Linked DNA regions of Homo sapiens: region 1 is linked to region 2. A link is a loop called in an ENCODE intact Hi-C map of the cell type or tissue named here. Cell type or tissue: dorsolateral prefrontal cortex. All regions are shown on one strand. Each heading gives the region's core, and the rest is flanking DNA. Links, peaks and the distances in the headings are about the cores only.

The links. A loop is a pair of places that touch in the nucleus more often than their neighbours do. Peaks named below come from ENCODE experiments on the same cell type or tissue, not always from the same donor. Only the 100,000 strongest peaks of a DNase experiment are listed, where the experiment ranks them.
Region 1: a loop joins it to region 2, with 3.0 times the contacts of the local background. A loop is called at or near these places in 4 of 110 quality-filtered maps.

What each region holds. Positions count from the first base shown.
Region 1 is chr2:58,552,739-58,555,657 of GRCh38, reverse strand. All of the region lies in intron 1 of LINC01122 (long intergenic non-protein coding RNA 1122), which reads right to left. Among named protein-coding and RNA genes, the nearest start is that of LINC01122, 33 kb to the right of the region's middle. RefSeq lists enhancers at 214-714, 715-1,215. In dorsolateral prefrontal cortex, for the core only: a CTCF peak has its summit at 1,508 (motif pointing right); a DNase peak (open chromatin) is centred at 1,527.
Region 2 is chr2:58,129,881-58,132,799 of GRCh38, reverse strand. VRK2 (VRK serine/threonine kinase 2) reads right to left here. Exons shown (of 13, transcript NM_006296.7): 9 at 872-992. Among named protein-coding and RNA genes, the nearest start is that of VRK2, 85 kb to the right of the region's middle. In dorsolateral prefrontal cortex, for the core only: CTCF peaks have their summits at 1,317 and 1,517 (motif pointing left); no DNase peak of the experiment used is centred there; H3K27ac peaks cover 1,723 bases.

The DNA of each region.
Region 1 (2,919 bases), core at 138-2,637, 420 kb before region 2:
TCTTTTTTTGTTTTAGATGTAGAACTAGCCATATCTTTAGAGTAACTACCTGAAAATCAGACCAAAAAGCAGAAGTACTAACTCAATCTCCAATGTCACATAATAAATTTAACCAAAAATTTTGTAAAACTTTGACAAAAAACATGCATTAGAAAACAATAAACATTACGAAACTTACTACCTCCTAAGCTCAAAACAGATGTAGAACCTGTGAACTAATCATTTGACAGAAGTATCTTGAAAAAAAGCACATGTAACTGATGTCATCTTGCAAATATCAACTATTGGTCACAGTTCCTAATACAGCCAAATCAGGCCATTCCTATCACAACATAGTTAAAACATAAATTATTTTAATAAATTGATGAACCACTCTCAAAAATAATGCTTGTGCACAAACCTGGGAAACTGCTTTCGCTGGCTGTAAAGAAAAGGATCCCGAAGTTACTGCACTGAATAATTGCACTAAGATATATTAGAGGTCTGGCCAAGCACAGTGGCTCACGCCTGTCATCGCAGCACTTTGGAAGGCCAAGTCAGGCAGATTGCTTGAGCCCATGTGTTCAGGACCAGCCTGGGCAACATGGCGAAACCCTGTCTCTACAAAAAATACAAAAAATGAGACAGGCATGGTGGCGTATGCCTGTAGACCCAGCTACCCGGGAGGCTGAGGTGGGAGAATTACTTCAGCCAGGGAGGTGGAGGCTGCAGTGAGCTATGATCACACCACTGCACTCCAGCCTGGGCAACAGAGGGAAACCCTGTCTCAAAAAAAAAAGAAAAGAAAAGAAAAGAAAAAAAGATGCATTACAGGTCACATGCTTCTCCAAGGGGAAGGGTCTGTGGTGTGGATAAGAAATTGGTGGAGGCCAGGCAAGGTGTCTCATGCCTGTAATCCCAGTACTTTGGGAGGCTGAGGCGGGCAGATCATTTGAGGTCAGGAGTTCAAGACCAGCCTGGCCAACATGGTGAAACCTCGTCTCTACTAAAAAATATGAAAATTAGCCGGGCATGGTGGCACGTGCCTGTAATCCCAGCTACTTGGGAGGCTGAGGCAGGAGAATCTCTTGAACCTGGAAAGCTGAGATTGCAGTGAGCCAAGACCATGCCATTGCACACTCCATCCTAGGTGAAAGAGTGAGACTCTGTCAAAAAAAAAAAAACAAAGGAAAGAGAGAGAAAGAAAGAAGGAGAAAGAAAGAAAAAAGGAAAGAAAGAGAAAAAGAAAGAAAGAAAGAAAGAAAGAAAGAAAGAAAGAAAGAAAGAAAGAAAGAAAGAAAGAAAGAAAGAAATTGGTGGAAAGAGTCTTATCCTAGGGTAGGAACTTCCAGTAGAAAAAAAAAAAGGAAAAAGTGTTATAACGACTTTCTATATAAAGTATCAAATGTCTTGCCCAAAATTGTCCTCTTTCCTCCATTCCCAAGAAGTCATAGAGAGAAAAGCTTGTCTTGTTTCTACCTTCACAAACCTAAGTGTCAAAAGGATACACATTCACCAAGTCCATGAAGGACCTGCAGGAGGCAGCCCTGACCAAGCCCCAGTGGTGACAGCAAGCAGCTGCTTTTTCTCTCTACTTTAGGCACTCACTCCGCTTTTCCTACAAGAATAAAAGCAACCAGAAGTGTTAAGTCTTCTTCTTGCCCTCTCTACTATCTGCACAAGAAACTCTGGAGTCTTTTCAAAGAGGTACTATGAATACTTATGTGACAATATGGAGCTTCTTTACCCTTTTTCACCTGCCACTTTTCTTCCTCACATAGTCGCCTTCTCAGGAGGAAGCTATTGGTGAGACCCAAAAAAGACAGAGAATCTGTTAGTATAATAAAGTATAATAACTCAGACCACAAGAGGTGGTAAGAATTCCTAAGATAGAGAAAGAGACAGAGAGAAAGTTCAAGCACCTGAAAGGATGCAGATAACATGCAAAGGCTAATGAGCTCAGGGCCTGCTGCTGCCATTCAGATGCATCTAGAAGGAAGATCACAAACTTATTGACTAAGAAGCAGAGCTCTGGAAAGATGCAAAAATGTGAACAAGACTTTGGAAAAAAAGGGGGAAAAGGAAGGAGAAGGAGGCCCCTGATGCCCATATGATGTGTATGGACTGATGGCTGATTCCTTGGAAAAAAGTAAAGTTTGATGCAACAAATTCTGTATTTGTCTATGTTTTTGACTATGTAATGGTAAGACTTTTTTTTTCCTGATAATGGACTATTTACCCCTCACAGGCCAAACTTAAGTGTTGCACTTAGAAATAAGTCCCTGAAACCTCTCTTGCTCCCTTCTAAAGAGAATGTGGGAGGGGTGGGGAGCAGAGCTTTCTCTCTTCGTTTTCAAGGAGCATTCCTTCCTTAACTCAGGGAGAAGTTGACTGTGTGTTACAAGTCCTTAATTTGGGTATGCTTATCTTGCAATTAACAGCATAGGTTAGAAAGGAATCAGAGTAAAGCTGTCTGCATAGGCAAAAGGAAAGTCCTAGAAATTGATGTACTAGGGAGGACTTCTGAGATTCTTTATGCCAAGTCTGCATAGTGGCTAATCATAGGTAGGGAAGAAGCGAAGGTCATAGGTAGTAAATTGACCTCATACCTAAAAGAGCCATGGTGGTCAGAGTCAGGGAAGAATCTGGGGAAAACAGAATCTGTAGCAAAAAGAATCTGCAGCAAAAAGTAATTCATGTCAGAATCAGACATCTGAGCCAAGATTTTCTTTTTTAAGTCAAACACAATTGTTATAGAAGAAAAATGACTCATTCACAAGTCTTCAAGGGCAGGAACACAGAGCCAGGTCACAACCAACAGAACAATAATATCTACATATATGCAGGTTTTAATAGCAAAAGCTGAAAGAATAAAACCTGCAAAAACTTACATAGGTACTGTTCTAGGATTTATTATGTAAAGACATATCACAGTGCAAA
Region 2 (2,919 bases), core at 137-2,636:
AATCTGCAGGCTAATCTTTCTCAGTATTAAGAACTGATGCCACACTGAATTTAAAGATAGATTTCTATGAATCAGCTAATTTTCCCCTGGCTTTGTACTCTTCTGTTGTGATTTTCCTACTTAAAACTTAGCTTAGCTGCTGCTTTTGCTACCTGTGGATAACTACTGTTGAGCATATCTTGGTATATAATGAAAAACTGGCTATTCTGTGCTCTATGCAATTGACTTTTTCTTAGGCCTGATCAGTGAGAGAATTGTAAAACAGTAACACACCCTGTTCTTAGTCTGACCTAATTTTTATGCTAGCCGAATCCAGGTAATAAAAACTGAATGTAGAATATTAAAAATGTTTATGTGGCTACAAGATTATCTCATATAAATAGCTCATGTAAAAATTTTGTTTCTTAAGAAAGAAAACATACTTCCTCCAAGACAGAAATAAGAGGTATGTTGCTCTCACTTGAAAAATATAAGCCCTATTTGTCCCATTTCATAGTGCTGTTTTACACAGTTAATATCAATCGTACCAAGCTCAGACTACTTCAACATACTTGTACAATGCTAATTTGAAAATATTCTTCCTTGAAAACACTACCACCTAGAATCTAAGCTTTGGAAATACCATGTAAAAGAACAGATATTTCACTTTATATTTTGCACTGTAATTCAAATACATGTCTTTTTACAATGTTACCTTAATGGATTTTATGTGTTAGTTGTTTGGTTTTTTTAAAACATATTTTTCAAACTAAAGAAATTTGCTTTGGTTGTCATGTTGGGTGAATGCCAATCTTCTCTGTGTTGTTAGCTCCCTTTAATGTATCCCTTCAGACCTGGTGCAGTACATGATGAAATACTTGAAAATTTGTACTTTGTTTTAGCAGTCTGCACAGCCACAGGGTCCTTCAGGTTCTGTTCCCAGGGAAGTTTCCCACACAACCACCGCAGCATGCAGTAGCCGAGGATCTCAACGTCACTTCGTCTGGACAAGGCTATAGGAGTAAGCATTAGAGAGAAAGATAAGGGATAAGCAAGTCCTTGAGAAATGGAGAAATCTTTGGTTGAACTACTACTGATGAAATATGAAAAAGCCAAATAGGCAAAATGTTTTATTTGTTCAGCTGGAATAAAACTTAAACGCCCAAGCATTTGGCCCCAGTCCACAGACAGGCAGTGACTGGTTGCTGTTGAAAGTAAGGGTCAGTTTCCTCACCTCCTCCAACTTCATCTTTCCTTAGTCTGGCCTGTCACATGAACTTGATCCCCATGGCCTCTGACATGATCCAGACAACCCATAACCCAGCACCAACACTTTCTCAAAGAGCCAAGCAGTAAAACAAAGAAATAAATGTCTGCAGCTAAATTACTAACATATGTTCCAGGAAGTCCATAGGGTCTGCATTGGTCATGCAGAGACCCTCTGAGTGCAGACTAAACATTGATGGCCTTTCCTGTTCCACTCACACTAGCAGCATTTGAAGTTGGAAGAATATGACAAAACTGCCATCTAGTGTGCAGTATTAAAAAAAGGGTCTTTCTGAAGATTTTTCAATCACATGAAAATACAATAAAAATATATCTACTGCTTTGGATAATTTTACAAATATTATTTTTAGATATAAGCAGCAGCAGGCTAAAATTCTGGTCCCATATCTATATAAAACGGAGGCAATGGTATCAGAGGCTGGGGGGAGAGCCAAATAGAGGCCTTCAAAATTTAGAATAAGATGCCTTTTCCTAAAAAGTACGTTAAAAGCACATTTTCAGGCCCTTGTATCATTTTATATCAACCTATTAAATGCTGTAGTCTAATTTCATAATTTATATATATTTATAAGTACCTTATATAAGAAGATGGACAATGAAACCTAGGAAATGTATGAAATATAACTGATACATATTAACAAACCACTGAAATAATTATTAAAACATCAGCAAATACCCGTAAAATAAACTCATTTTTGTAGTCATTCAAAATTGTTATAAAACAATAGGCTGGTATTTACATTTCTGTCATTACTCGAATGTTCATCTGTGTAGGGATATATAATCTCCTAAGAGCAGTAAGTGGCTGTTAAACCTGCTATAAACAGGTATCCTATTTTATTATCTTTCATGAAATAAACTCTGAAAAGTTACTCAGTGAACTTAGTTTTTAATTTAAAAAGTCATCTACTAAGAACAATGATGCCAACACATCGTAACTACTTTTGGTTACCATGTATAAGTTATTATAAAAGCAGAAGACATGATTAGCTCTTACACTCTAACTGCTATTAGCGTATTGGATTATTAAAGGCCCTTCAATCTAGCAGAATGCTACAGTCCCATGGGTGCCATTTACTTTCTGCACAAGCTTCAACAATGTCCTAATGCAAGACTTGGCTCTCATATTAAAATAAAAACACAATCTCTACCACAGTGTTCTGTAGTGATTTCTTCAGTAATAAATCTCCCATTAATAATGGAATGGTTCCACTTGTACAGATGTGTTCACAAGTCTCCTTTCTATTATGGCAATTCCTGATTACCATCACTTAAAAAATCTCATATCCTCTAATTTTCAAAAAATGATATTCTGGCACAGTGTTTGGATGATATAAGCTACACACAAGAGGCCCTTTGAGGAAAAATAATCAGAATTAAAATAGATTGAACCTTCCTAGCCATTTCCCCCTACCCCCCAATTGAGGGATTAATTGATATGAAGCTGTAAGTAATGACAAGTCATTTAGATTTCTGAAGCCAATCTTTCATAAACTGGTCTTCATTTGAAATAGCCCTTTGAGAGTTAACTTTACTTCACTATTATAGTTTGGTCTTACCTAATTAAAATACATTATCACATTTTTCAATCTTTTATTTTCTTTTTTGCACATCGGTATTAATAACTACCGTTAGGTGAATGTTTTGCCACTG